Linked DNA regions of Homo sapiens: region 2 is linked to region 1. Evidence: read pairs that join two places in POLR2A ChIA-PET (ENCODE). Cell type or tissue: endothelial cell of umbilical vein. All regions are shown on one strand. Links, peaks and the distances in the headings refer to the core of each region. The heading gives the core; the rest is flanking DNA. Region 1 overlaps APCDD1L-DT (APCDD1L divergent transcript). Region 2 overlaps APCDD1L-DT (APCDD1L divergent transcript).

What was found. Peaks named below come from ENCODE experiments on the same cell type or tissue, not always from the same donor. Only the 100,000 strongest peaks of a DNase experiment are listed, where the experiment ranks them.
Region 2: POLR2A ChIA-PET joins it to region 1 with 5 read pairs; 8 of 35 experiments call an interaction of 5 or more read pairs at or near these places.

The regions. Positions count from the first base shown.
Region 1 is chr20:58,604,273-58,620,493 of GRCh38, forward strand. APCDD1L-DT (APCDD1L divergent transcript) reads left to right here. Exons shown (of 7, transcript NR_034147.1): 7 at 14,468-15,620. Among named protein-coding and RNA genes, the nearest start is that of LINC01711, 22 kb to the right of the region's middle. RefSeq lists enhancers at 5,727-6,228, 14,323-14,994, 15,667-16,221. In endothelial cell of umbilical vein, for the core only: no CTCF peak of the experiment used is centred there; a DNase peak (open chromatin) is centred at 8,369.
Region 2 is chr20:58,518,178-58,534,398 of GRCh38, forward strand. It overlaps APCDD1L-DT (APCDD1L divergent transcript), which reads left to right. Exons shown (of 7, transcript NR_034147.1): 2 at 1,327-1,422; 3 at 3,213-3,374; 4 at 4,992-5,104; 5 at 5,537-5,629. Among named protein-coding and RNA genes, the nearest start is that of APCDD1L, 11 kb to the left of the region's middle. In endothelial cell of umbilical vein, for the core only: no CTCF peak of the experiment used is centred there; a DNase peak (open chromatin) is centred at 5,954; H3K27ac peaks cover 507 bases.

The sequences.
Region 1 (16,221 bases), core at 5,342-10,341:
TGGCATTGCTCCCAAAAAGCCCCTCGGGACCCCCATGGCCTCCTCCACCCACACGCACACAAATCCCGGCAGAGCTGCTGACCCCTTGGCTCCTGGTCGGGGATGAGCCAAGTTTCACAAGCAATTATATTTCATGCAAGATAAAACTGCAGAGGAGACGCTTAATTAGATTCTTTCCGAACCTTAGGTTTCTTTGAAATGAAACAGCCCCAGGGCTGTGAGAGTTATGTGTATGTATGTATTCCCCTGCCCAGAAAGGGCTGCTCTCCAAGGCTGGAACGAAAACAGAGCTGACTGCTGCTCCATTCCCTGCAAAGGTATCTGGACTGGCTCCGGTGCAGCCCCTAGCCCCCCTGCTCCCCAGCTCTGCCCATCCATCTGGCCAACGCGGGCGGGAAGCGGTCCCAGTGGGGCAGGGTGAGCCGCTTCTCGCTCGGTTGATGCCAGGTGTTGGAGTCTGAGCCCAGATGGCCCTGGTCTACCGGGAAGGCCTGCCTGGGGCAGGGGCTCCCCCCGGGGGTCCAACCAGCCTGTGGGCCTCCTCCACCAGCCTGCCCTGTCTGGGCCTCAGTCTTCCCACCTGTGAAAGCCGGCAGGGACCCTGGGAGGTGCAGCTGGAATGTGAGTTTCCTGAGGGGAGGGACCTCACCTGTGTTTCTAATGTGGGAGCCATGAACTTGAAATAGGGTCAGCGTGCAGTGGACTCACAAGGACCTGCTCAATTTGGGCTCCTAAAGGGTATGAGTCCATAGGAGAGCTCTTGTTCTTCAGGCATCTGTGCTACCTGGAAAAAGAGTTGCCAGGATAAATGCAGGACACCCAGTTAAATTCTAATTGCAGGTAAATAATGAGTAATCCCTTAATGTAAGTATATCCCAGGAAATATTTGGAACATACTTATGCTAAAAAGTTATTCATTGTTCACTCGGAATTCAAATTTAACTGGGTATCCTGTGTTTTCATTTGCTAACTCCCTACCTGGGGAAGTTATCAGCTACCCAGAGATTCAGGGTCAGTGGAGGCGAGGTGAGGCCCGGGCATGTGCATTTTTGTCTCGTTTCCTGGACATCCTGATGCTCAGGGTCCTTCATCCACACTTGGAGACACATGCAGTGTCTCCTTGGGGCCAAGCTCAGGAGTTGAGGATGAATGGAGGAGCAGGTCTTCCCTTCGCCTCCCCAGTTAACACAACACGTTCCCTGCCTTCCCTGTCAGGGCCGGGGTGGGTAGCATGGTGGGGCCGCTCAGAAACATGGTTTAAAGCCCTGGGGTGCAGAGTCAGGCGGTCCTGGGTTCACATCCCATCTTCTCTACTCAGATCTGAGCAAGTTCTTGAGCCTCTCTGGCCTTCAGTTTCTTATAGAGAGATGGAAACAGGAGCACTTCCCAGGCTGCCACAAGGCTGGATGGAGGCCACAGCTGGGGACTGCTGAGCACAGTGCTTCTGTGAATCATGATGTCACGGAAAGACAGTGACAACAGCAGCCCTTGCTGCGGCACATGGAGCATCCCTGTGTCTGGCGCTGTCGCAAACACTGCATTTGCTAAGTGAGCTCTCTGCTTGCCTATGCTTGGAGTCCTCATCCTGACCGGGCTCACTCTGGCTTCCCTCGGCCCCTAGCACAGGGTCCTCAGGCTACACGGCAATTACAGCACTCCTGCCGACAAAAGCTGCCTGCTTACCAGGATGGGCTGAGCACGTGGGCCAGACCCAAGGCACCCTGCAGACCTGGGACGAAACCTGGTCAGTGGCAGGGAAGAGAGGGGGTTCCCTATCCCGCCACCCACCTCCCTGCCACATCCTGCTTCCAGGCTCATATCCCAGGCCCAGAGGACACAAGGATGTCACCGGGTGGCAGAACAAAGGCCAAAGGGAAAACGCAATCCCAAGCCTGCAGCGGGCACCCACACTCTCCACCCTTCACCTCCCACATCTCCCCATCCGCACCCCACATTTGAGCCAAACAAGGGCTTCCAAGGATGTTAAAGGACAACCCTCAACTAGCTGGCAGCAGGTTTGGCGTGCTCATGTCACGTGCAAGTAAATGCGTCTAAGCGGGGACATAAGCCACAGTGGAAGGAGCAGAAGACGGAGCATGGTGAGCACCACATGCGAATTCCAAGCCCTCAGTTCTGTCCTGCCTCCCTTCACTCTGGCCTGGTCTACGATTACCCCTCCTGCCACAGGCTGTGGGAGCTCCCGTGCAAATGGGAGAGGGTCCTTACCAGGAGGATAAGGGAAGGGTTCATGAAGACCCCAGAAGAGGAGGAGGGGGTCAGGGGACAAGGATTTATGGGCATTTAGCCAACACCATCTGAAAGAGAGGTGCTAAGTCTCAGGCCATGATTTCTGGTGGGTTCTGTTGTGAATCAGTTATTTGGTCAGACTCCTTTAGGGCCTGGTAGATTGTCACTTAATGTTTCCATCTCCTGGGTGGTAGTTCTCCGACTTCCGCTCTCATTCCGCTCTCATTTCAGCCTTTTGAAGGCCCGTTGACACCCCAGAGTCCTTCACAACTACAAGTACAACCCTGGTGTCCTTCACAGCTACAAGTACAAGTCATGGGGAGCAGAACCAAGGATTCCAATCTGATGGAGAGTCACATTTACCCTTTCAAACAGATAAGCAGGCATAGAGTGTATTATACATCAGTTTCTTGTGACTTTGGTTGATGTGAGTCCATCCCCCCAAAAAAGACCAATAAATTCTGGAGCACCTGTAAGACCTTATTTTTTGCACCTGAAAAGATGTGGTCCTCCTTTGAGGGCTTTCTTTGGGTGGCCAAACTCTCACCCCTCTTGACTTTAGGCACCAAGCTTTGGGCTTTATTTCAAAGAGAATTCTGCATGTATCTTTGTAAATAACATTTGCATCATGCTAAGAGTTTGCTAATGACTTTCATACATGATTCTGCATGTCCTTCTGTGTACCCTGTTGACATTTTTGTATTGAAGTCTACCTTGCTTGCAACTATAGCAAATGTCTTGAACAGTTAATACTATTAGGTTGAGCCCTAGGAAATTGTCACTACTGGACTTGTTTGATCTACATAAAACAGCAGTTTCCTATGGTTCAGCCAATAACAACTACCATTTCCAGGGCTCTGATCACACAGGCAGGCCCCTAGTAGTATCATTGGCATTATTGTTGTCATCGTCCCTGTGAGTTTCAGAGAGGTTGAACATCTCACTCAAGGTCACACGGCAACAAATACAGGAATCATCACTTGCACCTGGAGGGCTCCAGGGAGGCCCTGGGTCCCGCTGGACCACATCTTTCCACGTCGCACTGTGGCCCTGCTGTTTCCCCGGCCAGGTCACCTTTGTCTCTTGCCTGTTGTATCTCAACAGCTTCCTGGCTGGTCTTGGTTCCTCTGGTTATTCTCCACTCTGCAGCGAAGACACCCACTGCTTAAAAGTCTCCTGAGGGCCTCCGAGGGCCTGAGGGAAAAGCGCGGCTCAGACCCTGGCTCACAGGGTCCCCCCTTCTTGCCCGATGCGTGCTACACTCAGGCCATGCTGGATTTCTTTTGAGTTTCTCTGCAAGGGCACGGACTGGCTCACCATTCAAGTGGAATGATGGGGACAGCCATGCAAACTGCACCAGTAGCCTAAGCCATTGGCTCAGAAAATGCCAGCTGAGCACCTCCTATGTGCAGGCACCTGGGTAGACAAGGAGAAAATCAGCAAAGCCCGGTCCTTCCCAAACTCTGTGCGAGCACGGGAGGTGATCACCCGGTAAACAAACCCCATCGTGTCACGTCCACACAGGTGCCACGCCAGGAAAGTAGAGCGAAGGCAGAGAGGGAAGAGCTGGCCAGGGAAGCCTCTCTGGGGAGGTGACATTGGAACAGAGCAGAAACATATCCAGAAGACGATCATTTCAGGGGATGGGAGCGGTGAGTGCCGAGGTCCTAGGGCATGAACTTGCACCCTGAGCTGGGGGAACTGCAAAGGTCCACAGGCCCCAAAGCAGGGGCTTGAGAGGATGGGAGTGAGGACCGAGAGGTGGCTGAGCTCCATTACAAACCACCCATGGGAGATGTGGCCCTTGGCACAGCAGCAGCACCTGGAGACACCGAGGCAGCACCTGGAGGCTTTAGGACACAGCGCTGTCCCCATCATCATAGGGAAGCTTCCTGGGGGATGTCCCAGCCAGGGTCCATTAAGGGTCTGGCCTCATTCGCTGTCTGTCTGTCTGTTCATTCTTCACTCCCTCCTAGCTTCTGCCCCAGGCCCTGCCTCGTGGGCTGAGACTGCTGCCTGGCACTTCCTGCCCCAGCTGAAGGAAACCAGGCAGCCCACACCTGCCATTCGGGTCGCATGTGTGGGCCTGGGGCCCGGGGTCACTGTCGGGATGGGCTCAGCAGGTCCTAGCTTGCTGTGTGGAAGGCCTGGGGCCGCAGAATGCCCCATTGTTCATCAGGACGTGGAGGCCCAGGCCAGAGATGCCAGCTATTTTGGGTGCTGGGCGAAGGCCTGGATTTACTTGCCACAAGCGTTTTTCTCAGAAGGAAGGTCAGTGGGCCCAGCCTGGGAAGTCAACCAGTCCCACCTGGCTCCGATTCTCCCCCGTGCTCTCAACGTCCTCTCTGCAAAAGACAGGGGCCAGGGTGTCTGTGCAGTGCCAGTCGGGAGGTCTGGGTGTGTGGTGGGGGGCAGTGACTGTGTTTTCCAACTGCAGAGGCCACAGTGGGCCTCCCAGAAGCACCTACCACCTCCAATGAGCCCCTTCCATTTCAGGGAGCCCACCTGTAGACCCCCGATGCTTGAAAAACCCTGATTAGGAACTCCTGGGCTGGTGCAGCACCTGGCACATGGAGCCAGGTAATAGAGCACATACATACATCCTATGTTCAGTCCGCAGCCGGGATCAAGCTGTCTTTCCGAAGCCCGCACGAGTGTCACAGCCGTTCCAGACCGCTCTTTGGGTCAGGGGCTCCCGAAATCACCTGCTTCTAGGAGCACGCACACACATGGGCATGGAGGCATTTGGTTTCAGAAAGGTCAGAGGCCCCAGATCAGATGATTCTGGTGTAGGTTTGTGGCCTGCCTAGGCTGGAGGACTGACTTCAGCATTACCACCAGGACAGGTGGACTTGGGTGGGGCCGCTTCACCACTGCCGAGCCATGCAACCTGGGACAAGCCCTGGACCTCTCTGAACCTCAGGCTCATCACAAAACAGGAATCATCATCCTCCTCACCTATGGAGTTGTTGAGGAATGAATGAGTTCATCTGGGCAGAGCATGCAGTCCCAACAGGACGGAATTTGCTTCCCAAGGGGGAAAAACATATTTTACTCTTTACATTTAAAGCATGGATACCTGAACAGTACCTAAACAGACACCCAGTATACCTGTGGCGTTAAAGTGTCATCGGAGAGAGCTATTAGGAAAAAATGCCTTAAAAGCCTCCTTGCAGGGGTGAAGAATGGCAAAAGCTTACAAAGATGGTTCCTGGAACACAGCAGGTGCTCAGCAAACTTCAGCTGCTTTGCTGTTATTACTACTCACAGCAGGTGTCACAGAGGAAGGACTGGTTGCAAGCTTGGGTTTAGGAGCCATACTGTTGGAGGTCCCTTCCTGGCTCTGCCACTTGCCAGCTGTGTGACATTGGGCAAGTTGCTTGACTTTTCTGTGCCTCAGTTTCTCTCATCTGGAAGCAGAGCTAATTAGAGCACCTGTCTCGTGCAGTTTTGTGTAGATTAGATGGGTTGATTTGTGTGGTATGTGTAGTTCAGTGCCTGGCACACAGTAAACACTCAGTAAATGCAAGCTATGATTATTATTGATTAAGATTGTTAATTATGACATGCAAGGAACTTGGGGGTCAATGGTGCTCATTGAGGGGAAACTGTAAGGAAGGGTGAGGTTCAAGGTTGGCCCCTAACTGCTTCTCCTGGGCATCTGGTCTGGCTCTAGCCTCAACCACTAAGGGCTGTCCTGGGCTCCAGAGGAGGGGCCGGGTGCCAGCCTAGGGCAGGAGCACCAACCGAGCACGTGAAGCACTTTGCACAGTGGCAGGGTGCTCAGGACTCTATGGAACACCCCTATCTGAGCACTGACTTCAGAGCAACGTGTCCTCCATGCATAACCCAGCTCCACATGCAGGGAGCCTGGGCCACTGCGGCCAGCTGCCCCCTTACCCTCTCCATGCCTGACCTGGCTGAGGTGGGGAGGGAGGAGTCTATCCCCTTCACACGACTTCCCAGACGGTGAGCCCCTCGCTTTCCTGGTCCGGACCCACAGTGAAGACTCGCTCTCCTGGGATCCCACGGAGACCTTACGAGGCCCCACGTGGTCCAGCCTGCCCGCCCATCCCTGCTCATCAGCCCACTGGCCACCCACTGCTCCAGAACACAGCAAGCCTGTCCCGCCTCAGGACCTTAGCACAGGCCATTCCACTGCCTGGAACTCTCTCCCCGTGGCTGGGGCCTTCTCAGCCTCCAAGTCCCCCAGTCAACCGTCCCCTCCCCTGACAGGCCTTCCCAGACCATCCAGGGTGAAGTGGACGTCACACGCCCTCCCCTCCCCTCCCCAGGTCTTCTCGTCATCATATCCCTGTTTCATTTTTGTGTTGCTCTAATCACGAACAACCATTCTCTGTGTGCGTGTTTCCTGTCCTTCTCCCCGTGAAAGATGACAAGCTCCATGGGCTGGGGGCTTTGTCTTGCCTGCTTCCTGCCCGCCACTTCCCAGTCCAGGGCCCCGCCAGCCCTCAGTACCTGCTTGTTGTGGGGATGAAGCCCACCGAGACCTTGGCTGCGCTCGTCATTTGCTGCGGTTGCCATCCCATTTTACAGCTGTAGACACTGACAGCAGAGATTCCTTTTGTGTCAATATCTCAGGGAAGTTTCTGGAACCCCTACCCAGGACCCAGGGAAAGGACTCTGCCTGGGAGGTTTCAGAGGGCACAGGAATGCAACACTGCTCAGGCCCTGGCACTTACATTTCTCTGCAAGGAGCATTTTCCTAAAATTTGTCTGTTGCCTCTGGACGCGTAAGCAAGGTGACTAAGGGACTCAGGATTTGATTAGGCAGCAAATCCGGATAAACAGGACAGGTGGCACTAATCAGAGCTGACGACTAGACAAGGCCTGGGAGGCCCTCAGGCTCTGTGAGCTCAGAGCACCTCTGTGGAAACTTCCTTCTGCCCGGTCCCCAGAGAGGATGGCCACAGCAGCACCCTGCCTGGCTGGGACGTGGCTGGATGGGGCACAGGCCTGGAGACCATGTGGCATGCACCCTGCCACTGAGCCCCCAGGTGGAGGTGCCAGGGGAGGGAGGTGGGGCTGCACAGGGTTTCTTGGCTGTCTCCAGCCAGTGGGGGACACTGAGCTTGAACTGGGCAGGTGACGACTTCTCTGGGCCTCAGTTTCCCCCTCTCTAGAGGTGATGAGTACAGGCCTGGGCTCCTGGCCCTGAGGTCCTAGGAAATGCTCTGTGCTGCAGACAGTCCATGAGGCCAGGACTGGCTCTGGCCCAGCCTGGTGTCTCCCAGGGCATGGAGGGAACACACATTCACTTCCAGAGAGCTGGAGCCTGGGGCAGGACTCTTGCCAACAGCCCCCGGCCAGAACCTGCAGGCCTCCCTCAGGTCCCACCTGGAGCCACCTGCCTGCCATGCCTTCCTGGCCTCGTTCCCCCATGGTAAAACAGTCACTGTGCCAGCCTTGGGCCAGGCTCTGACCTAAGTGTGTGTTTGTAAAGCAGTAGCTTCCTTTTTGCCTTCCAACAACCCGCAAGCCAGGAACTGTCACTGGCTCTCGTGTCACAAACGTGGTTTGAGGAACGCCTGCAAGGTCTCATGGTTAGAAAGGGCAGAGCTGGATTTCGGACCCATGCTGGCTTGAGAGGAAGACTCCCTCCCTCCCTCCCTCCCTCCTTCCCCCCTTTTCCTCCCTCCCTCCCTCTTCCTCCCTCTCTCTTTTCTAGTGACCAGAGCTTTCACTGATCAGCTAACAGTATTTGGCTAGCTCCCCAGGATCTGCTCCTCAATCCTAAATGGGACAGAAGTCTTGGCCACCAAGCGTGCCTGTGTCCCCCGCCAGGTTGAGGGGCAGAGGGTGCCACTGTGGCCCCCCGTGCCTGGCGGAAAGCACACCCCGGCTGGGTTCTTAAATCCGTAAGGTCACAATCAACAAGTGAAGGCACCCTGAGGACCCAAGGGCAGAGAGTTCCAGGAGGCGGCTGCGGGAGGGGCTGTCTGGGGCCCCCTCAGGCCCGCAGGGGTCAGGGCCTGTTGACTCTGGCGTCCTGTGAATAGACTCTTGCAAAGCCGCCATGTTCTCTGCTTCCTTGGGGAGGCACCTTGTCTTCTTAAGTCATTCCGTTGTGTCGATAATGCCTATTCTTTCCACGGGGCCATCTGCCAAGGTCAATGTTTGTGTTGTTTTAAAAACTTACATTGTATCACTGTGGGAACTTGAGTGTACAGAAACCTTTTTTTTTTTTCCTTTTAAGGAGGGGGCTGGGTGGGAGGTGGAGGTAGAAAAGTTTTCTCACTTTTCCTCTATTGCTTTAACATAAGACACCATTTGGATGGCGTTGGCTTCCCGAAGCTCCAGATATTTGAAGCTGTATTCACCGCGTGTGGTGCTTGCTTCTCCCTCCCCACCCTCTGAGGACACAGCCACTGGCCATTCCCTAGTAAAAAAAGAAAAAGGAAGAGAGGGACAGAGGGAAGAAGAGGTGGGAGCTTCCTAGAGCACAGACCCTGATTAATGTTCCAGGGAGAAAGGTTAGAGATATGTACTCAGGAAAGAAAATGGGAAAAAGGCCAGGTGCAATGGCTCATGCCTGTAATCCCAGCACTTGGGGAGGCTGAGGCAGGAGGATCACTTGAGCCCAGGAGTTCGAGACCAGCCTGGGCAACATAGTGAGACCCTGTGTATACAAAAAATACAAAAATTCTCCAGCCGTGGTGGCATATGCCTGTGGTCCTAGCTGCTTGGGAGGCTAAGGCGAAAAGATTGCTTGAGCTCGGGAGGTTGAGGCTGCAGCTAGCTGAGATTGTGCCACTGCATTCCAGCCTGGGCAACAGATCAACATCCTGCCTCAAAAAAAAAAAAAAAAAGAAAAAAGAAAACAGAAAAGGAAAAGAAAAAGAAAAAAGGTGGTGGGGAACCATCTTGGAACGAAATTCACTCCATGTTTGTCTGAGCCTGTCTGTTTCTGCAGAAGGGAGAGAGGGGTGATTTTAATTGAAAAGGACAAAATTAAATAAGGCCCGGACTTCAGGTACTCAGGAGCCTCATGGACTTGTCCCCTGGCACAGTGGCTGCCGCTGCCACCTCATGCCAATTACGCGGCCGGCCAACACCATCAGGGTCCCCAGATTAGATGCCAGGCCCCTGGGCCTGCTTTAGTCTTGGGCAAACCAGGAAGCTGGCCGCCAGCAGCCCACAGCCCTGAGATGCCGGGAATTTGTTTCTCCAAAAATGCCCTGATGAGGCCGGTGAAAAGGAGGGAAAGGCCTGACACGGGCCCTGGTTCTCCCGGGACACAGTGGCCCAAGGCTGTGTCGGCCCCAGCCCCGGGAGAGGTCAATGGCAGGAGGGTTTGTGTGGGGATCAGACATGAAGCTGGGCAACAGCAGCAGACAATGGGTCCTGAGGCTGGGCCCAGACCTCTTAGGCCCCATCAGCCACCTCCTCCAGGGAGGACTCTTTGATTAACACTCACTGGGCCCTTCTGGCTTTGGCTGGTATGAGAGGAAACCTTCCTTCCCCACTGCCTCCTGTCCTTCCACAATTCTTCCTAGAGCACTGGATGCTGGGGGCCCAGAGACCCCAACACACAAGTCCCTCAGAGTTTGCAGTCTAGTGGGTAGAGAGACGACGAATCAGGCTCTCCCAGCAGCCCTGAGCTAGGGAAGAAAGGACAGAGTGTCTTGGGGGCAAAGAATGGGGCTAGGGGTCAACAGGGCCCTTCTGGGGCTGGAGGAAAGATAAGCGGGAGTGAGCTAGGCAAAAATAGGGGTGCGGTGCTTTAGCACACGCAAAGAACAGGGTGCCTGTCTCCTTAGGGGCATGAGAGGAGGGAGCTGCAGCCTCACGGTGGGGTGGGAGATGCTGCTGGCAGCAGAGAACAGGCTGCTTGGGAGCCGCCCTGACATGACAGGGGCCTCAGAGAGCCCTAACTTCAGCAGCCCAACCCTCACACATCTGCCTATACATCCGCACTGGAGCAGGCAGAGGCTTGGCCTGGGAGAGGGGCTCCGGCAGCAGCAGTAGCCCCGGCAGCCTGTGCACGGAGCCTCCCTGGGTCCCGGGGTCACTAGTGAGGCTGCTTTGCCCTTTCTTCACAGGGTGACCCACCTGACTGCTCAGGGCCGCACAAGGGCCTCCATGTGCTCCCGTCTCTAGCAGGTGAGGCTACACGGGCGGCTCACTGCCTCACCCATGCGTCCCTGGGTGCTCCAATGGCACCGAAGGCAGTAGGGATGCTCCGCCACTTTGGGGTATATGCAACGTGCAGCCCTGCAGCCCTTCATCCTCCTCCACCCTGGAGGCTCAGTCAGAAGTGGGCACATGCACCTCTGTCCCGAGGTGAGGAAGCTGAGGCACAGGAGTGCAAGGGGCACCCCAAAAGCCACCAAGCTCCTAAGCAGTACACCTCGGACCTGAGCCCATGTTGTTTGGGATTTCTGTTGGAGGACAACTTCCATGAGTCTCTGCCACTAGCTCACTCTGTGACTTGGGGCAGTGACTTCAGCTCTCTGAGCCTCACCATTCTTGTCTGTCAAATGAGGCTAATGGCTGTGCCTCCCCTGTAGAGTCACAGTGGGGAGTAGGGGGTGATTGGTATACGTAAGGCATTTGCAACTGTGCCTGGCGCAGGTGAGCCCCTACCTCGTCCTCGCGTCTCCCCTCTGGCCCCAGGATCCTCTTCACTGTGGGCCTAGATCCAAGTTGCCTGGCACCAGGTCCTTGCATGAGCTCATGTTTGTTTAGAAATGAGAGACACGGACCATGTGGTTGTGTGTGCCACCTCAGCAGTATATGTGTCAATCAACAATGTGCTGCCAATCACCGGAGTGTCCTCCGGGTGCAAGGCGAAGCCATTTTGCTTGCCTTTGTTCACTGTGACCTCACAACAGCCATCGTCATTTCACCAATGAAGAAACAGAGGTTTTAGTGGCCCAGCCATTCAGCCAGCGTCTCACGGCCGTTGGGCAGGGGACCCACAGTCAAGCTGATCCCAGAGTGTACCCCCCCTCCCCACTATCACCACCCACAGCCCCACAACGGACCATGGTGTGCTTTCCTGGTCATCATGGACACTATGTGTGTGTCCGCCGGGCCTGTGGACTCCGAGAATGCAGGCAGCACGAACCCACGCCTGGGATCCCCACTGTCTGCAGGGTGCAAACGGTTCCTCGGCCCAACAGGCCAGGGCTGGGCTGCTTTGAGGGAAGTACAGGAAAGAGTAGCCAGGACAGCTGTCCACACGCTCTTCCTCTCCTTAATGTGTTTCCTCTGACCAAGAGCAGCGAGGCAGGTGGGCAGGGAGAGCTCAGGTTGGTGCCTGGGCCCAACCGTGACGCTGTTTTTAGAGGAATGAGTGTGAAATGCTTTCCATGCAAAAGGGAGAGAGAAAGGGGGAAAGGACCAGGGGAGAGGCAGAAGCCACTGGCTGAGTATAGGACACCCCAGCTCGGAGCTGGAGGCAGCATGGCACCAGTATGGTTGGCACTTCTGGGGCCATGGAGGCAGGGCAGGGGCCCACGGAATGCTAGATCTTAGAGACCTGGCAAGGAAAGTGGGGTGGAGGCAGATCAAGGGGCTATGTTTGGGTTCAGGGGCCCTAACCCATCAAACGGTGCAGGTAACGGCTTCCTTGAAGAGGCTGGGTGAGCTGGGACCAGGAACATAGCTCAGGTGACCTTGTGGGGCTGAGGCTGGCACACAGCAGGGTCACCACAGCCATGGGCAAAAAAATGTGTGCACCTTGTGCTGGAATTCTCGCCATGCTCTGAGCTGGTATGCTGTCAGACGTGGGGGTCTGCTCCCCAAACCCTGCTCTGCTTCTCCTCTCCCGAGGTCATTTGGCCAACAGTGATGGAGCAACCCAGCATCTCTGATTGCTGGTGTTCTTTGGAAGGTTTGAGGAACTGAGAGGTGTGGGCCAGCCATGCAGATCAGTGTGAGAGGGAAGACCCTATCTTGTCCCTCTCCAGTCCCCGGGCATGTCAGGAAGCACTCCCTGAATAGGTGCTGTGTAAGTGGACCGAGGGTTCGCTCTCTGCCCAGCTGGGAGCCAAGTCCTCTCTGTGGAGTATCTCATTTCATCTCCCACAACCACCTCGAGACAGATCTCGTGGCTGTGCCATGAAGGACTCAGGGCTCAGAGAGGAGCATTGAGGTCACAAGACGAGGAAGTGGCTGAGTCCAGACCTGAACCCACCATTGTTTCTAACAGCTGCATTGAGATCTAATTCATAGGCCATGCAATTCACCCATTGCGATGGCTTTCAGTACATTTACAGAGCTGTGTAACCATAATCAGACTATATTTTAGAGCATTCACCCCCAAAAGAAAGCCCATTGCGTTAGCAGTCACCCCATTCTGCTTCTGCCCTCCCCTCCAGCTCAAAGCCAACACAAATCTATTTTCTGTCCCTATGGCCTTCCCTATTCTGGACATTTCATGTAAATGGATTTATACAATATGTGCTCCTTTGTGTCTGGCTTCTTTTACTTAGCATAACATTTCCGGGGTTCATCCATGCTGTGGCCTGGATCACCGCTTCCTTCCTTTTTGTGGCTGGATGATACCCTGTCATCTGGATGAACCATGTTTGTTGGTGCGATGCATCAGCTGATGCACACTTGGACTATTTCTACATTTTGGCTAGGACGAATATTGCTGCTATGAATACTTGTCTGCAAGTTTCTGTGTGAACCTATGTTTCCATTTCTCCTGGGAATGCACCTAGGAGTGGAGTGGAATAGTACGTCATGTGGTAGCTCTGTGTTTAACTTTTTGAGGAGCAGCCAGATCCTTTTCCAAAGCAGCTGCACCTTTTATGTTGCCATCAGCAGTGAATGAAGGTTCCAATTGCTCTGTCTCCTTGTCGACACTTGTTATTGTCTGTCTTTTTTATTTCAGCCATGGGCATCACATGGTCTCTTGTGGTTTTGATTTGTATTTATTTGTTATGTTTACAATATTGCTTTCCGTACATCAGCTGTGCTTCTCTCAAGGCGGCAAGAGTCCCCCACTGGGTGGGACTTTCAAGGTTTGGATTTGAAGTCTAAGTGTATCAGATCGTATCTCCTCTTTTCTTGTCAGCAGTCACTCAACACTTACACTCCTAAGCACCTATGGAGTATCTGCACCTTCCTCCTCGTGAGGTGAGGGTTGAAGGTGAGAGCCAGGAGAGGTCCTCACCCTCACAGAACACACAGAAGCCAACACTGACACAGGGCACATACTGGAAGAGGCGGAAACACACATGGAGTCAGTGTCCTTTTAGGAGGGCTCTGAAAGACAAAAAGAATTGCGTAGAAAGACAGGGAGGCATAAGAAGCTCAGCATGTTTTCCTTCCTTCACTTCGTAAGTGTGTATTGATCACTGATTGTATGCTAGGCATCATGTCCATCAGCGGGAGGCCCAGAGGTGGGATTGTGTGTACTCTCTGCCTTCCCTCTAGGTAGGTGGGACCTGGTGAAGGTAATCTTATTTTCGAGTTGGATAGGGTCCCTCCAGCTGTGCAAGCAGCCCCTAAATTGCAGGACAGCTTGTGTCTGTGACGATTCCATACAAACCACAGAGATGAGAACAGGTGATGTCTGCCACTGACAGGACTCTCAGAAGCAGTCAGCAGCACCTTTGTGGACCGTGCAGTGGGCTTCTAACTGCTCCTGCATCTCTTTTGTATGGAATTTCCCCTTTGGGGCTCAGTCAGTTCTGTCCAAACAGCACCAGGCTCTATCGTGTGTTAAGATCTTGGTATTTTCCATCTTGGTAATAGAAGCTTCTCCACTGTTGAGAGAACAGTTCCATGTAGATGACTGCTCACCTCCCTACCCCAACCCTCACGATTAGATTTTTGTTCAATGGGGCTTCTAGATTCCTTACAACAAACACTCTTGTATGTGGCAATTATTTTGTTCAAGGTCTTAAGCTCTCCTTTGGAGGACAATTCCTGCCCCTGAGAGACTCAGGGGTTTGGCCAAAGCATATGGTCTCATCCATGGTCACCATTTGGGTTTCTGCCAAGTGCCCAGCTTTACATAAAGTGTCACTGTAATAGCTGCACGAGTATCTCCCCTCCTCCCTTGCCCCCTACCCCGTCATCTGCTTTCTGTCTTTCAGGCTTCAGCTAATGGCAGATATGTTTTCTGGATACTTACATACTTGTTTCTGTTCGGACTCTTGAGAAAAAAAGTCAGTTTGTTGATTTTGTGTTGGGGATGTGAGGAGGTTTTTTTTTTTTTTTTTTTTCTTTCTTAATCTAGATGTCTTGAACAAGTCAGCAAAGAAAAACAGTTCCGCCTTTGGAATGTATGAAAATGAAGACCGTTGCAGGAGGTCTTGAGCCACAGAGCTGGCTCCAGAGGCATTGGGAGGAGAAACGCGGCAGGCCTGGCTCACTCATTATATTTCAAGATCTATCCCAGCTTGTCACAACATGGACTGTGTAACTGAGACGATTCGCGGTTGGTGTTCCCATGCTGAGGCATGTGCTGCCCCGGCCCTTGGTTGCTGCGCAATTTGCTCTCTATGGACTGTACCTGGGGTGCCTACCCTGGACTTCAGACAAGCTTCTTCAAGAGTAGCCCCTGCCAGAGCTGGAGCCAACAGCAAGAGCAGCCCAGGGCCACTCTGCCCAGGCTCAGAGGCATCACTGGGAAAGAGGCAGGGGCAGAAGGAACTGGGGCGGGAAGCCCTGAAGGGTGTCGAGTCCCAGGACAAGGGACTGGGGTGTGTCCCAGCAGACCCCCAGGGAAGCAGCAGCTTTGGACTCGCCTGACCCAACCCCTTGCTGCCAGACAGGCTTAAATTGCCCCAACTTTCCCCATGAAGCTCGGACAGGAGGACGGAGGAGCAACTGCCTTCTGGGGTCAGAGTCTGTCCCCGCTCCTGCAGGCCGGAAGCACGTGCGGTCAGCGGTGGGCCAGAGCCTCTCAGCCTCTCAGCAAGGGCCTTCCTGTAGCTCTCGGCTCCTCCAACAGCCCCATCCCTTAGCACAGGCGGGGCTGGCGGAGCACTGCAGGGGCCAGGTGCAGCCACCGTGCAGCAAGGCACAGCTGCCTGATCAAACCAGATCAAAAGCCATTCGATCATCCAAGGACTATTTTCATTCGATATTTATTGATTTCTACCACTCGCTGGGGCTGTACAGGGCCCTGAGCTTGCCGTGAGGAGCACATTTCAGCCCCCACCCCCTCGGGGCTCACAGTCTGGTAGAGGAAGCACATGAAATAAAAGAATTTGCACATGTAAATATCTCATTACAAATGCGCAAGAGCCATGAAGGAAAAAAAAAGAACACGATGGGAGGTAATCACAAAGTCCACTTATTTTAGACAAAGTGGTTGGCGACAGCCACATTTTTGCCAAGACCTAAAGGATGGGCAACAGTAAAAATAAAAATCATCATCATCGTAATAGTAATTTTTTGAGTGTTTCATTGATGGCGTGGTAAGCACTTAATATACATCGACTTTGTATGGACTGGCTTATGTAATGCTGAGGAGAACTGTATGAGTAAGTATTGTCATTATCTCCATTTTGCAGATGAGGAAATTGAGGCACAGAGAGGCTCAGGGACTTGCCCGAGGTCTCGAGGCTGGTTGGGAGAGCCGAGCTAGAGCTAGTGGTGAGAGTAGCGTTAAGCATTTTCGCAAGCAGGGGCCATGCCCTGCATGATGCTTTGCAGCTGGGGAAATGAAGGCACAGAAATGCCAAGCCTCCTCCTGGGACAGAAACCAACCCTCAGGGCCCCTCAAGCCCCAGCTGGTGGGACCCTGCAAAGGAGCCTTCTGCAGTCCTGTCTGTGCCCTCCACGCTGCCCAGGATGAGGCTGGGGTGGGAGAAGCCGAGCTTCCCAGGCAGGTCCCCAGTGAGGCCCCTGGACTCCTGCCTTGGGGACGGTGGCACAGAGCCTGGTCTAGCTGGCAGAGCTGGCCACCCCAACATCCTTCAGGCTCCATATTGAAGCCAAGACATTTACAGGGGCCACTGAGGACAACTGTGCTCCCAAACCATT
Region 2 (16,221 bases), core at 3,308-8,307, 88 kb before region 1:
AAAGAAAATGGACAAATAGTGTTTGAACAAGGCTGTCCTCAACTCACAAGCAGATCAAACAAGAGCAAAAGAAGGAACCGAAGCTAAAACTCATTTATTGTCTTCAAACATATATTTATTTTTAATCAAAAAAAGAAAAAAGTTATGTTATCCAGATCTTGCATTTTGCTCAGGGAAGGGTGATATACGCTTGGTTCCTGACCTCTTTCTTACCGAGTAATCGCTTGAGAGCTTTTGAAACGGCAGCAATCATAAGGCTGTTTTGGGGAGAAGCCTCAGCTCTGTGTTGGCCGTTAAGTCACGTCTGTGGGCATTATCGCATCTTGGCCTCCGTAGCTGGGCTTTCCTGGGCTGTTAACTGCAGGGGCCCTCGCTGGGTGGTCAGAGCTGCTGCGGGTGAGGTTTTGGGAGGATTCAGGGGGTCTTGCTGGGTGTGAGGGAAGCGGCCTTGAGTCAGATGTCTGTGAGTGGGACCCAGCCTTCTTGCTCCACGTTTATCTCCCACACCACCCCTTCCCCCAGAATCAAAGTCCAGGGGGAATCAGGAGGAAAGTATTGCAGAGCAGGGCCTCTTTTCCTTCCCCCTCCCCTCCAAATGCCTACCTCTTCATCCTTGTCCCTGTTAAAAACACCATGGGATCATAAGATCACCCCACAAAATCTTGCTATAAAATGGTCTGTTTCCTCTGCTTGTTATCAGGGGTAACTGATCAAAGAAATGGTGCCCAGGCCTGGTTATCTAATAACCAAATAAACATCCAGGCAGCCTCCTGGGCCAAGAAGGGTAGGCAGGGGTAGCTCTGGATGAAGCAGGGGACAGGCCAGGGTGGGCTGGGCCCCTCTTGGTGACCATTTCTGCCTCCAGAGTGAGCATGCTGGCTCGGCCCAGAGTCGACCAGATCCTTATAACAACCTGCATGTTACAGATGAAGAAATTGAGGCAGAGAAAGCAAGTCTCTGTCCTTCAGAAATGCCTGGTGCACCCCTGAGCCTAGCACATGCCTTGTGCATAGTGGGGGCTCGCTGCACGTTTGCTGAGTGAATTAATGAGAGAGCAAATGAACTATCACAGAATGAGCACTGGGTTTATCAGAAGACCTGACTTCAAATCATAATGCTACCACTTAGCCACTCACCATGGCCGGTGCTAGGGGGAGGCGAACTTGTTCCCAGGGCTCACCATGTAATAGGCACTCACTCTTGGGTGGGCATAGGTGCAGATAGCCCCTCCAGGTGAATGCCTTCTCATAGTTTGAGCCCTGGGTGCCTCCCACTAGTCCCGGCCCTGCAATTCCCTTTGCATCTGTTTCTTCCTCTGTAAAATAGGATGAAGCTGTGCCACCCTGTAGGAATTAGAAGACCATGTCCAGGAATTGAGCACTGGGTGCAGGATCCAGTCTTCTGAGGCCCTGAAACCACATGGTGAGAAGTTGAAGGTCACACAGCTGGTATGCAATGGAGCCTGGATGGAAACCTGGTCCGGGCTGGAAAGACTGGCTCCTCAGCTTGAACCTAAAATACCTAGGTCTTGAATGGCATCTTGTTCACCTGCCTCTGGGAAGGCAGGTTGTGGAAATACCTTGGGCTGTCTGGGAACTCACCCTCCAGCCCTTAAACCTGTATAGGTATTCTTGCTCTATCTGGCTATTGTGTGTATGGTGGGGGCTGGGGGATGATGGCATTGGAGGGCTTATCCTAGCACCTGGCACATAAATGTTAAGTGAATATATTTTGAATGAATGTATGAATTCGGTAGATGAATGGATGAGTGGGTGGGTGAGTGGGTGGGTGGATAAATGGATGGGTTGGTGGGTAGGTGGATAGATGTGTGACTGGGTGAGTGGATGGGTGGATGGGCTAATGGGTGGATGGGTGGGTGGGTAGATGGATGGATGAATGGGTGAATAGATGGATAGGTGGATGGAGAGCAAGATGGATGGATGGATGGATGAATAGATGAATGGGTGGATGGGTGGGTAGGTGGGTGGATGAGTGGATGGGTGGTAAGTGGGTGAATGGGTTAATGGGTGGATGAGTGGGGGGATGGATGGATAGATGGATGAATGGGTGAATGGGTGGGTGGATGGATAGATGGATGGATGAGTGAGTGGGTGAATGGAAGGGTAGTGTATGGGTGGGTGGGTGGATGGGTGGGTGGGTGGATGACTAACACTCCAGTTGCCATAATTGTTGCTCTGGGGTGGTGCTCACACTGAATGGTTTGTTAATTTATTAGTAACAATTCATTAGTGTGTTAACTCAAGCGGTGGAGACACATCTTAATCCCTGCACTTAAGAGGTGCTTTCCCACAAAGGCGGGGCCTTGTGTTCTTCCTGTGAACAGCCATAGCACCAGCGTGAGAGGCAGGTGCTGTCGAGCGAAGAGCAAATGCCTGCTCTTATGTGGCCAGCCTTCTTTGCCTGGGAGGTTTGGGGATTTGTTTTTGTTAAATTTCTGGGTCCCCAGCCCAGCTCAAACCCCTCATTGATGCCTGAGCCACTCATAGCAGGCTATGGAATGGCAGCTGAGCAGCTGGGTCTGGCACCAATAGCTTCATCAACATGACACCCAGACATCCCTCTGGTCGTGGAGCTGACCGTTTGATGCTATATAGACCCACCAGGGCTTGCAGATGGTCTGTAGAAAGAATGGGCTGGCTTGGTTCATTTTACTTGGGAGGCAAGAAAATTCAGCCTGAGCAAGGGCTTCTGTTGATGCAGGATGGAGGAGAGGCTGCCCCGCTCATGGCAGAAGGAAGGCTTTGGGCGTCTAATGGGGCTCATGTCTTGGTGACGCCCTTCATGAGGTACATGACTTTGGGCCTTTGGGCACAGCCTTCTGAGCTTTGTGTTGCTCACCTGCAAAGGGAGAATCCTCAGGTTTTGGGGAGAATGCAATGAGATGACACAAGTAAAGCCCTCAGTGTGGGGCCTGGTGGGCTGTGGAGCCTGGTGGGCTGCAGGTCCTTGGTAAGAGGGCAGATGTCACCATTATTTCTGAGGGGACTGGGTAGGTTTGTGGATGAGTGGCTCACATCACCCAAGACCCCATGTTGGGCTCAGCACTGCAGGGTGTTGGAGCTGGGAGGCCTCTGCAGACCAGGTCCACTCATTTTCAAATGGCCTCTTGGGAGCCACCTAGAGAGGAGAGGACAGGGAAGGGAGGCAGAGAGGCCAGTCTCTGAGCCTCCTCCTCCCCCGTGTCATCTCAGGGTCACCATAGTGCGCTTCATGGGGTGGGAAGTGGTGGCCTCTAAGTGTCTATCAACTGTGAAGACTGCAAAGAGGGATCCATGGCTGTTGGAGCAATGAGATACGCGATGACGTAGACAGATCCGGAAAGCGCATCGTCTCCTGAGCAGAAGGGCACTCATGTAAGCCCAGACCACAAACCTGCACGCAAGTGTTGCATGCATTTAACTTGTGTGTGTCTAAGGCAATCCATCAGACATACTCCAGGGGATGTCTTTCAGGAGGAAGAAGGAAGGAAATGGGTGTGGAGATGGAAGAGGGGCAAAGGGAAAAATTTATACAATAAAATAAGACAGATGAGGGTCCCAACATAGACCAAGGTTGTTAGCATGCCATGGACTCAGTAATGTTACATGCAACTTTCTGTGTCTGCGGTCCGAAAAGTATGATAAGCAAAAGAGACTATAGAGAGACTGAGGCACAGCAAGGGGCAGGGGGATGGCCAAAATGGTGGTTGGGTGTCACCCAGACACTCAGGTCCCTCTGGCCGTGGCACTGACAGTCCGGAGTGATGTAGATCCACCAGGGCTTGCAGAAGAGCATGGTTCGGTGCCCATTCTCTGATGTCTGCTTGTGTGTGCAGAAGAGCTGCTTGGAGCAGGGTCTCACCTTTCCATACCCATCGGCTCCCCCCGCCGCCATCCACCAGCTGGGTCGCAAGAAAAGGCAAAAGCTATTGTGACAGCTTCCTTGTTTTGAGAGGCTTTTGTCGAAGGAGGGAAAAAGAAAAGTCAGGAAACATGTGTGGCTTCAAATTATGTCAGTTATAAAGTTTATTGTTAGCCCCCATTATAAAAATCAATATATGCTCCTCATATAGGATTTTAAAAGCACTAAGTTTATTATTTCTCTCTCATTGTAAAATTAACAGTGGTCCTAATATGCTATTTAGAAAATACAAAGTGGAAAGAAGAAAAATGAAAGTCACGCATCGTCCTTCAACCCGGGGACAACTCCTGCTAACACTCGGATGGATGAATTTCACATATACATATAAATATTCTCATCTACAGTCAAATTTAATAATGTGAATGCCTTAATAAACCACTAATTCTTCAATTTCATCTTTTGGGTTAATTTCCTAGTCTTTAAGGAACTGTTAGATGCAACGCTACGGGTAGTAGGGGAAGGACACGAAAAAAGAAATCTTATTTTTTGGCCAAAATATCCTGCATATTGGATTTGCCTTTGTTTTGTTTTGTTTTGCTTTGAGCCTTCTGCCTTGTTAGGCAGCTGTTTGTATACTTTCCTCTGCTTTGGATTTCAGTCTGGAAGCAGCACATTGATTTTAAACAGAAATACCTTAAAAGAGGTGGTGTTTGGGGGTTTACAATCCCCCCACCATCAGCTTGCAAGTGGTTCTGTTCCGGCTGGCACGTTACACCAGTAAGAGGCTTGGTGTATCACCCAGGGAGCAGGTTAGCTAAATTCAAGGTGAACAGACGGCATTCTCTGTTTCTCTTCTGGCTGTCTGCCTAGTTTGGGGTCTTGGGGAATTGGAGAAGCAAAATTTGGGGGCTGGGATCTTGGACAAGTGCTCACACCACAACCCAAGCCTAAGACCTTATTTTTCCCTTCCTTCCCTCTTCTTTTTTTTTCAGTTTACAATTAACACTCAGGGTTTAGTCTCCACCCCTCCCTCTTGAAATAGAATTTTTATCTCTTGATTCATGCTACAAGATAAAATCCATGTTTATCCAGTTTCATGAATAATTGATAAGCTCTTTCCAACTTGTCAGAAGCAACTTAGCCGTCTCGCCTTGCGGCCTGGAACCCCTGGCAATTTCCGGAGCACCGGCAAGAGACTTTTGCACAGTTTCTGCTTGGAGTCTACCGACTGTCTGTCTCAGAGGTGGGGGTTTATCTCTTGATCCTGATTCGTGAGTTACAGATTAGGCACTGAAGATTCCAGCACCGGGGATGCGTAGGGCCGGGGGAGGGAGGGAGGTGCACGTCAGAGTCCACTTAGATTTTCTGAACTCATGTCTGTGACAGGTGCAGACCTGGATTCCACTGGGAGCACCCCCACCCCCACCCCCCACCCAGGGCTAGCAGTTTCAGAGTTCACAGCATTAATTAACTCTAATCTGTTCCCTGATAGTTTAAAGCAGGCTCAACATGTGAAAGCATTTTCCTTCCTGCTTATTTAATGGACTTAATGAGATAACAATGAGAATCTGTGTTTAGGCTCTGTAGCGCATTTGGCTCTCCCGCCATGTTTGTATGATAAAAGGCAGTGGGCTGTTGTTTATGCGCTTAGCTGGGGTTTATTCTTTTTAAACAGGTCTGGACAGCTGCTTGTTACATTTGGCTCACGCTAGCTTAAAAAAGGAATTTATGGACCTTACTGCAGAACGTCCCAATTCTTCAGGCCAAGGTAAATGCAAGTTGGGGTGGTAGTGAAGTTGCAAACTGCCCCTAAGAAAAAAGGTTAACAAGATATTGTTCCTTCCACCCCCGGCCTCCCGTTGGTTCCCCCACCCCAAGAGCCTTCCCACCAGGCTTCAGGGTGACAAACGCTTGGATTTGATGGGGCTGAGACTTGCTTGTGCCTTTGTTGATGGCAGGGCACTTTTATTGAAACTTGTTGAAAGGAGCTAGCTTCGAAGGCTCCTCCAAGATTCTACACCACAGGGGGAAGCAGGACTTTGATTTAAGATACTCACATCTGTCAACCACAGGCATTCATTCAGTTTTCTCTTTCATTTGGGGAAGGAAGGGAGAAAATGAATCAGAGGCTGATTTTTTTTTTTCTGGCCTGTTTTCCCCAAGCTCCAGGAAATTAAGAAACATGCCATTAGTTTTAGCAAACAATTTGAACAAAGTAAAACCAGATCTCCCACCAAAGGCCGAGGACCATGAGGGGTCTGAGTGCCCCTGGCCCTGTTTGTGGACTCTGCGGGTCGTGGAGGAGCCATGAAGTGGGAAGAGAGCTTGGGTGATACAGGATGGTGTGCGTGACAGTCCTCCCTGTGTCTTCTTTGCTACCATATTTATCATAGCTTAGATGTGTGTGGCCTGGTGGCACCAAAGGTGAACAGAAAGCATTTTTGGGGCGCCATGGCCCAGACCTCAGCCTGAACGTTGTGGGAAGCCAGTGGGTGTCTGCATGTGTTGGCGAGAACCAGTGGGCATCTCCTTGGAAGCCAGTCCCCAAGGTGGCTCTAGATGGCTTACTCCTGCATCTTGCCAAATCCACAGGGTCCAGCTGTGTCTCCAGGGCTGCGTGGCTTATTGAAAAAGAGAGTGTATGGTGGATTTCAATATCTATATTCTACAAAAAATGTAAAAGGGGCAGGGGACGGGAACAAAGAAACCAGTGCTGGTGATCCTGCCCCCACAGTAAGGTCTGCTTTAGTGTGGACATGGGACAGGGGCCAGCCCCTGCTGCTCCCTGGGGGAACACAGGTCCGTGGGGGTGGCTCACCGTCATGTATGTGATTTTGATGTTTGTACATTTGTTGTACCACATGAACCAGTCTTGGACGGCTGTTCTGAGTAAATGGGATGATGTGGGTAAAGCCCCCAAGACCAGAGCCTGGCACAGGGCCGTGCTGGATAATGCTGACTCATGGTGATGAGGGGAAGGAGGAGGCAGGATGCCATGGGTGAGGAGTCCAGGCTCCAGTGCTGCTGAACCACCATCCACCAGTATGATCTCAGCAAGCCTCTCTCCACCTGGACCCAGATGATTCACCCGTTAAACATCCCAGGCACATTGAAGGGAGATGAACAGCGTCCAGCATGGTCCTCAGCTGTGAGAAGCCATACACTCGCCTTTTCCACCCTACAACTTTCCGTCATCTGGGGTGCAGGTTTCTTTCCTCTCTTTTTACTTATTACAAGGTAAAATACAGTCTTATTACAGAAAACTAGAAACCAGAAAAGCCCATCACACAGTCATTCATTCAACAAATGCGTATTGGGAAGGGTGGGGATGAGCCCCTGGTGGAAATGGGGTGAAGCTGTGGACTTTCTCTGGGTGCGATGAAGGCTGACGGAGGGCTTTGAGCATCCTCAAGATTCAGAAGTCTGTTCTCAGTCATCAGCAGCTGTACCAGGAGAGGAAGAACCTCTGAAGTGTTCTGGCTCCAAAAGCTAGTGAAAGTGCAGATTTCCTGAGAAGGAGTGAAGCTTAGGGCCCTGCCAGGCAGTGATGCTTTCTCAACTTTGGGGGCAGTAAAATGTACAGACTCTGGGGAAGGAGACCAGGAAGGAGGCTGCAAAGTGTGCATGCTCTGGGAAGGGGGCAGGGAAGGCTGGCAAAAAGCTGTTGGGGACCCAGCCAGGCTGCTTCCCTTGGAGGCCCAGCCTGAGATGTGTTTCCCACCATATATGGCAGAAATGATTTCAGGTGCTATGTAGATAAGCCACGAACTATCATTGAATCTTTTCTTGGTTGTATTGTGAAAGAAAAAGTCTCTGTTGGGTGCTGGTGTATCTTCGACACCACTTAACACTTGTCAAGCTCTCCTTTACTGAGGTAAAGCAGTCCTCAGGCTCAGAGCTTGTGACCAGGGAGCGGTATCTAGCCAAAATTTTATTTCAATGCTTTGTTTTCATTGTCTTTAAAACAAAAGATGGTTATCTTCCATTTGCCATGAAAGATACTGCTTCCCATTTCTGTTTTTTACTCATTTTTCATTAAGGTATAATTTGCATGCAGTAAAGTCTCGTCTTTTTAGTGTACAGTTCTGTGGAATTTCGATAAATGTATCCAGTGTGCAACCATCACATCAAGATATAGAAGGGTTCCTTCACCCCTAAATCCTTCCTTGGGGATGACAACCTCTCTTCACCCTCAGTCCTTTGCAACTAATAATCTGTTTTCTTTTCCTATAGTTTTGTCTTTTCTAGCATGTCCCATAAATGGAATCTTATAGCACGTAGCCTTTTGAGTCTTGCTTCTCTCACTTAGCAGAATGCATCTGATATCCATTCACATTGTGCCTGTATCAGTAGTTCATTCATTTTTAATAATGAGTGGTGTTCAGTTGTAGGCCTACACTATAATTTGTAGAGGGACATTAGGATTGTTTCCAGATTTGGCAGTTACAAATAAAGCCCCTATAAACATTCACGTACAAGTTTTTCATGAGCATGGGTTTTCATTTCTCTTGGGTAAGTACCGATAAGTAGGATTGCTATGTTGTCTAATACATGCATGTTTAACTTTGTAAGAAATGGCCAAGCTGTTTTTCAGAGTGGCTATACTATTTTGCATTCCTACCAGCAATGTACGAGAGTTCCAGTTGCTCCATATCCTCATCAGCACTTGATGTTGTCAGATTTTTTTTTTTGTTTTTGTTAGTCTAATGGGTATGTACTAGTATCTCACTGTGGTTTTAGTTTGTATTTTCCTGATGACTAATGATGTTTAACACCTTTTTATGGGCTTATTTAAAATCACTATATTTTCTTTGGTGAAGATTTCAAACCTTTTGCCCATTTTAAAATTCGAATTGTTTGTGTTTTATTATTGAACTTATTGAGTATTTACATATTCTGGATACAAGTTCTTTTCTAGATATGTTATTAGCAAATTATTCTGCTAGCTTTCTTATTAATTTTCTTAATGATGTCTCTTGGAGATTGTATTAATTAGTCTGTTCTCATGCTGCTAATAAAGACATACCTGAGACTGAGTAATTTATAAAGGAAAGAGGTTTAATTGACTCACAGTTCAGCAAGGCTGGGGGAGCCTCAGGAAATGTACAATCATGGAGGAAGGGGAAGCAAATATGTCTTTCTTCACATGGCAGCAGGAAGGAGAAATGCCAAGCAAAAGGGGGAAAAGCCCCTTATAAAACCATCAGATCTCGTGAGAACTCACTCACTATCACAAGAGCAGCAGCATGGAGGTAACTGCCCCCATGATTCAATTACCTCCCACCAGATCCCTCCCATGACATGTGGAGATTTTGGGAACTACAATTCAAGATGAGAGCTGGGTGGGAACACAGCCAAACCATATCAGAGATCATAGGTTGTTAATTTTGATCAAGTATAATTTATCAATTTTTTCTTTTGTGGATTATATTTTTGGGGCCATATCTGAGAAATATTTACTTAATCTAGGGTCACAAAGATTATCTTCTATGTTTTCTCCTGAAGGTTTTATAGTTTAAAGTTTTACATTGAAGTCTATTATCTATTTTGAGTGAATATTTTGATATAGTGTGATATATGAATGGAGGTTCATTTTAAAAATAAATATCCAATTATTCCAACCCCATTGGTTGAGAAGACTACTTTTTCTCTACTTAATTGCCTTTGCAACTGTGTCCTAAATCAACTGACCCACTCTGTATAGGCCTATATCTGGACTTTATAGTCTATTGCGTTGGTCTATATGTCTGCCCTTTCTCTAATTCCACATTCTCTTGAATATCTTACCTTTGTACTAAATCAGGTAGGGTGACTTTATTTAAAATATATTCTTCTGGCCAGCTGTGGTGGGTCACATCTGTAATCCCAGCACTCTGGGAGGCCAAGGTGGGAGAATTGGTTGAGGCCAGGACTTCACAAACAGCCTGGGCATCATAGGGAGACCCCCATCTCTACAAAAAATAATTTTTAAAAAATTAACTGAGCGTGGTGACACAGGCCTGTAGTCCCACCTACTTAAAGGGCTGAGGTGGGAGGATTGTTTGAGCCAGGAGTTCGGGGCTGCAGTGAGCTATGATTGTGCTACTGGATTCCAGCCTGGGCAACAGAGCAAGACCTTGTCTCCAAAAAATATTTTATATACATACATACATATATATATATATATATATATATATATATATACATACATATATATATATATACATATATATACATATATGTGTATATATATATCTGTATATATATATAACTGTATATATATAACTGTATATATATATATAGTTCTATTCTAACTTTATTCTTCTTTTTCAAGATCACTTTTGTTATTTTTTCTTTATCTTTTCATAAAAATTTTAGAATCTGCTTGTTGATTTCTACAAAAAACTCTGCATTATTTTTAAGTCTTGCTTTGCTGCCCAGGCTGGAGTGCAGTGGCATGATCATGGCTTACAGCAGCTTTGACCTCCTGGGCTCAAGGGATCCTGCTGCCTCAGCCTCCCAAAGTGCTGGGGTTACATATGTGAGCCACCACATCCAGCCTCCCATGGGTTTTGATTAGAATTATGCTGACTGTGTAAATCAGTTTGGAAGAATTGACATCTTCACAATATTGTCTTTGTCAACATGGCATGTCTTTCCATTTATTTAGGTCTTTGATTTCCTTTATCATTGTCTTTTTGGTTTTCAGCATATAGAGCTTGCATGTCTCTTATAAGATCCATACCTAAGTATTTTATAGGTTTCGGTGCTATTGTAAGTGGTATCTTAAAAAATTTCAATTTTCATTGCCAAGTATACAGAAATACAATTAATTTTTGAATATGGATCTTATTAACGTGACCTGGCCGAACTCACTTTTTAGTTTTAGTAGCTTTTTAATAGACTGTTTGAAATTTATATGTAGATTATCATGTCATCTAGCAATAGAGTTTGAATAATTTCTATTGACCTATCCTCAGGTTAGTTGATTCTTTTCTTACCTGTGTTGAGTTTACTAATGAGTCTATCAAAATTATTCTTTATCTGTGTGAGTGTTGTTTTTACTTCCAGCATTTCCAATTGATTTTTTTCTTATAGTTTCACTCCTCTGCTGAAATTATGCATGTGATAATTCATGATGTTCTCATTTCCAGTAGAGTCTGTAACATATTATTCATAGTTATTTTAAATTTCTATCCATTGTGTTTCTACCTTTCCAATGTGGATGTCTTTTTTTCCCTTGCCTTATTGTACTGATACAGTATTAGACAGGAGGAATGAGAGCTGGTATCATCCCTTGTTCTCAATCTTAGGGGAAAAGCATTGTCTTTCACTGTTATGTATGACATTAGAGTTGTAAGTTTTCTTGTAATGTCCTTTATCAGGTTGAGATTGTTCCCCTCTAGTCTTTGTTTCCTGAGAGTTTTTTTAATCATGAATATGTGTTTATAAAATGCTTTTTCTGTATCTCTTCTGATGATTATTTGATTTTTATTCTTCAGTTTGATGATATTACATTGAATATTGATATTACAGTGAGTTACATTGATTGAGTTTTTTGAATGTCAGACTATCCTTGCATTCCTTAAATAAACCCCAGTTGGCTGTAGTGTACTATCCTTTTTATATATGTTTTTTTTTTGCTTGCATTTTGTTAAGGATATTATTTATATTCATGAGGATTATTGGTCTGTAGTTTTCTTTTATTATAATGTATTTGTCTGGTTTAGATATCAGGGTTATACTGATCCCATAAAATGAGTTGGAACACGCACCCTCCTTTTTTTGTATACTGGGAGAAATTGTGTAAAATTGGTATTATTTCTTTCTTAAATATTCAGTAGAAATAACCAGTGGAGCCATTTGGGCCTGGAGTTTTTTTTTTTTTTTTTCTTCCTTCTTCTTCCTTCCTTCCTTCCTTTTTTTTCACAAGTGCTGACTGCTAGTGAGAGATTTCTTTTTAGAAAGTTTTGGCCAGGTGGCTCACACCTGTAATTCCAGCACTTTGGGAGACCGAGGTGGGTGGATCACCTGAGGACAGGAGTTCGAGACCAGCCTGGTCAACATGGTGAAACCCCATCTCTACTAAAAATACAAAAATTAGCTGGGCGTGGTGGCAGGCGACTGTAATTCCAGCTACTCGGGAGGCTGAGGCAGGAGAATTGCTTGAACCCGGGAGGTTGCAGTGAACTGAGATCATGCCATTGCACTACAGCCTGGGTCACAGAATGAGACTCCATCTCAAAAAAAAAAAGTTTTAATTATGCATTTAAATTTCCTTAATAGATATAGGATTATCTATTCTTTGTAAGGTGATTTTCAATGTTCAATCTTCCATTCCTGATATTGATCATTTGTGTTGTCCTTTTCCACTGGTCAGTCTTGACAGAGGTTTATCTGTTTTATTATTTTTTTTCAAAGCAGCAGCTATGGGCTTCATTATTTTCTTTTCTCAATTTCATTAATGTCTACTCTTATCTTCATTATTTCCTTTCTTTTGTTTATGATTGTTTCATCTTCACTAATGGCTTATTATTATTTATGTCTCTTTAAAAATTTTTAGTTGTTGACCCAAGTTTTATAACATGAATCTTTAATTAAAAATTCTAACCTCAAATAATATGATACTACTTTATATCTAGTCTAAGAAACTTACAAAATATGCTAATTATTCTTTTCTCCAACACTTTTGTGTCATTGGTGTCATATATTAATATTTTATTTTTATGTATGCTATGAGTACACAACAGCTTGTTACTACTTTTGTTTTTGCTACTACTTTTTTGAAAGTCAGTTATCTTTTAGATTAGGAATTGACAAATTTTTTCTGTAAAGGGTCAAATAGTAAATGTTTTAGGTCTTGTAGGCCACAAATTCTGGACCCGTCATAGTGTAAAAGCAGCCATAGACAATACATACATAAACTTGTGTGGCTTTGGTCCAGTAAAAACCTTTATTTACAAAAACAGGCGGTGGGCTAGATTTGGCCCACAGGCTGGGATACATTTTGGGTTGATAGTTTTTGTTGTTGTTGTTTTAGCACTTGTATTGTCTTGTGGCTTGCCTGACATCTCAGGGGAAGTCTGATGTAATTCTTATCTTTGTTCCTCTGCATGTATTATTTTTCTCTGTCTACCTTTATGATTTTCTCTTTATCTTTAGTGTTCAGCAGTTTGAATAAGCTATTTCTAGGTGTTTGTTTTTGTTTAATTTATCCTGGTTGGTGTACTCTCAACTTTTTGGATCTGTGGTTTTGTGTCTGTCATTAGTTTTGAAAAATGCTTTTTGTATAATTTCAACTATTTTAATGTATTAATGTACATCTTTTGTATTTTAATGTATTAATATTGGTTTCATGGCCCATAAAATGGTTTGCTTTGGTTAATGTTTCTTGTGTACTTGGGTGGAGTGTTCTATAAATGTCAATTAGATAATTATTTCTTCAAATATTTTTTTCTGCCTCATTCTGTCTTCTCATTCTGTAATTCCAGTTACTGTTCTGCTAGACCATTTGTTATTGTCTCACAATTCTTGGATACTCTGCTTATTTTTAAAGCTCCTTTTCCTCTTTGAGCTTGAATAATTTCTAGTGACCTATCTTAAGTTAGTTGATTCTTTTCTTACCTGTGTTAAATTTACTGATGAGTCTGTCAAAATCATTATCTTTATGAGCATGATTTTTATTTCAAGAATTTCCATTTGATTTTTTTCTTATCATTTTACTCCTCTGCTGAACTTACCCATTTGATAATTCATGGTGTTCTCATTTCCACTACAGTCTATAACATTTTATTCAGTTATTTAAAATTCCTATCTAATAATTCCATCATCTGTATCATAGCTGTGTCTAATTCTGTTGATTCTTTTGTCTCTTGACAGTGTGGTTTTTTTTCCCCTCACTTCTTTGAATGCCTCACATTTTTTTATTGAAAGCCAGACATCTTATGTAGGACAATAGATACTGAGGTTTTGACATCTGGGAATGGAGCATGTCTTTATTTCTGCTAGGACTTCAGTATGGGCAGTTGAGTTGGTCTATTTAGGAATTCAGATGTGTTAGATTTCATTGTTGGCTATAGTTGCTCCCAGTGTGCTGCCAGCTTCAAAGTCCTTTTATGTTAGTTTGAGTTTAAGTTGGGCGCTGGTTTGCCAGAGGATTTTTTTCAACCTCTGCTCCACCCTCAGCTTTTAGTCTTCCTTTGTGCTTTGCCACAGATTGAGTCTCTCTCCTGTCTCTTGTCCCTCTCCCGGGAAGAGACCACTGTTACCTGCTACTCTATATCTGTTTGCCTGGTAGTAGGGGTTGGGGAATATTCTCTGTTGTGCTTATTTTGTCTCAGTCTTAGCCAGGCACTTCATGGTTCTGTTTAGCTCCCAGCTATTGGTCTGGGCTTAGGATGCATTCCTGCCCGCCCTACTATACACCAGGAATAGTGTGAGGGTGGTTTGCTGCTGTTGTAGTTTCCTTCAGTCAGTTTCAATAATTTTCATTAGTGCCCTCATGGCAGTAGGTTTCATTGCCCTTCCCCTAGACATTTTAGGGAGATCCAGGTGAGGATCTGTGCTTTTTCTGCAGTGGTTTCTGTCCTCCTTCCCCAGTCCTATGCTGCAAGGGATGCTTTCTCAGTATTCTCATCTTGCCCTTTCCTATCTTTTTTGTGGGCACTCAGTTCAGCTATGGAAACAAGCCTGCATATAGAGTGAATTCATCTTATGTCTGTGGCTCTCAGAAGTGCCATATAGTCTCAGCAGCCCACGCTCAGCCTTTAGCAATTTGTTAAATATTCTAGCTATTTTTTTTCCTGCCAGCATCTGATGGCACCTACTCCAGGTAAGCAAGTATTCCAGGACTGGAATACTCTCCTTAGAGGTACCTATCTTTCCTTACATTTCAGGTTAGCTGGTTGCCTTGTAACTCAGATCTCTGCTGGATTAAAGAAAAGTTGCAAATTTTCAAATTATCTGGCTTGGTTTTCTATTGGAGTAGGAGGGTCTTTCCAGCATTCTACATCTGAAGCAGTTCAACTTCTTTTAAAAATAAACTTTCTCCACTAAAAATAATGTGTCCTTTAATATATTAATGATATGAAGCAAAGCAAATACTATGAAGCAAGGTTAATCGTACAAAGCACCTACAACAGGGCTTTGGAGTCAGCATTCTGTCTCATATTTTCTGTGTGACTTTGGAGAAGGTATGGACCTTGAGCATCAGTTTCTGTTTCCTTGTCTGTACAATGGAGATTGAATATTATCCAAAGAATTAAAAGAGCTAGTATATAAAAAGTGCTTGGCTGATGTTAAGTGCTCCACTAAATTGATAAAATTAACAAATGTTATTACTTTACATGGATTTAAAGACCATCTCTGCAGTGTGGAAGACAGTCCCAGATGCAGTTGGGAAATGAGGTGATTCTTCTCTGTGTGATTCCCAAATCTCCTGGACTCTGGCTGGCATAAGTGTGTGTGTGTGTGTTTATGAGAATGTTCACTCGTAGAATTCTCTAAAGTAGCTTCTGCCACTACTACCACCATTCAAAGCATACTCTAAGGCAAAAGAAGGAAATATTTAAAGAGTGTGAGAGACAGTGAAAATATCCAGCCCAAGACCAGGCATGGAGAAAGCCCCCAGGAAACATCAGCAAAGTGAGGAGGGAATGTACAGATGGGAGAAGTATGTATGGCTTGGAATAGACGCCCCCCCAGCTTAGTCCCTGCATGTGAACCAATGGCTGTGTGTCTGGGTGACCTTGGGCTGGACCCTTGACACCCCTGAGCCTCAATTTCTCATTAGCAAGATGGCAGAAATCTCTGCTGCCCTCCCTCACCTCCTATGATTGTTGTGAAGCCGAAACAAGACCATGTCTGTGACCATTTGGAAACTCTACAAACATATCAGGCATTAGTGTTAAAAATGATCACTCAAACCCATTCTGAAAGGTTGAAGGATATGTGAAAAGTGGACCTTGAGGCCTTCTCAATTATGGCTTCAGAAATAGTTAAGGTAAAGTCAGGCGGCAAGTGATCAATGCCTCTCGATGTTTCTTTCCCAAGGAGGCACTCAGATTTTTGCAGCTGCCTGACATGTTTCTTAACAACTTACCTCCAACTGGAGAAACATCAGTAGTTGTCGAGGCCACAGTTTGTCTGGCTGATTTATACAAATCGGTGAAACAATATCTCCAGCCTATTCTTTGATCTTGGTTTGAAGCAAGTCAACTTAAACACTCATGGGAGCTGGAAGGAGATCCTTCATACAAATGTGCCCACAAATCTTTCTTGGATGCTCAGGGTGAGGCCTCTGCTAGTTGCTTCAAAGGCCTCATCCATCATGACAGGGGGAATAAAAACTCAAGTTATGCTTTATTAACCTTATTGATTGCC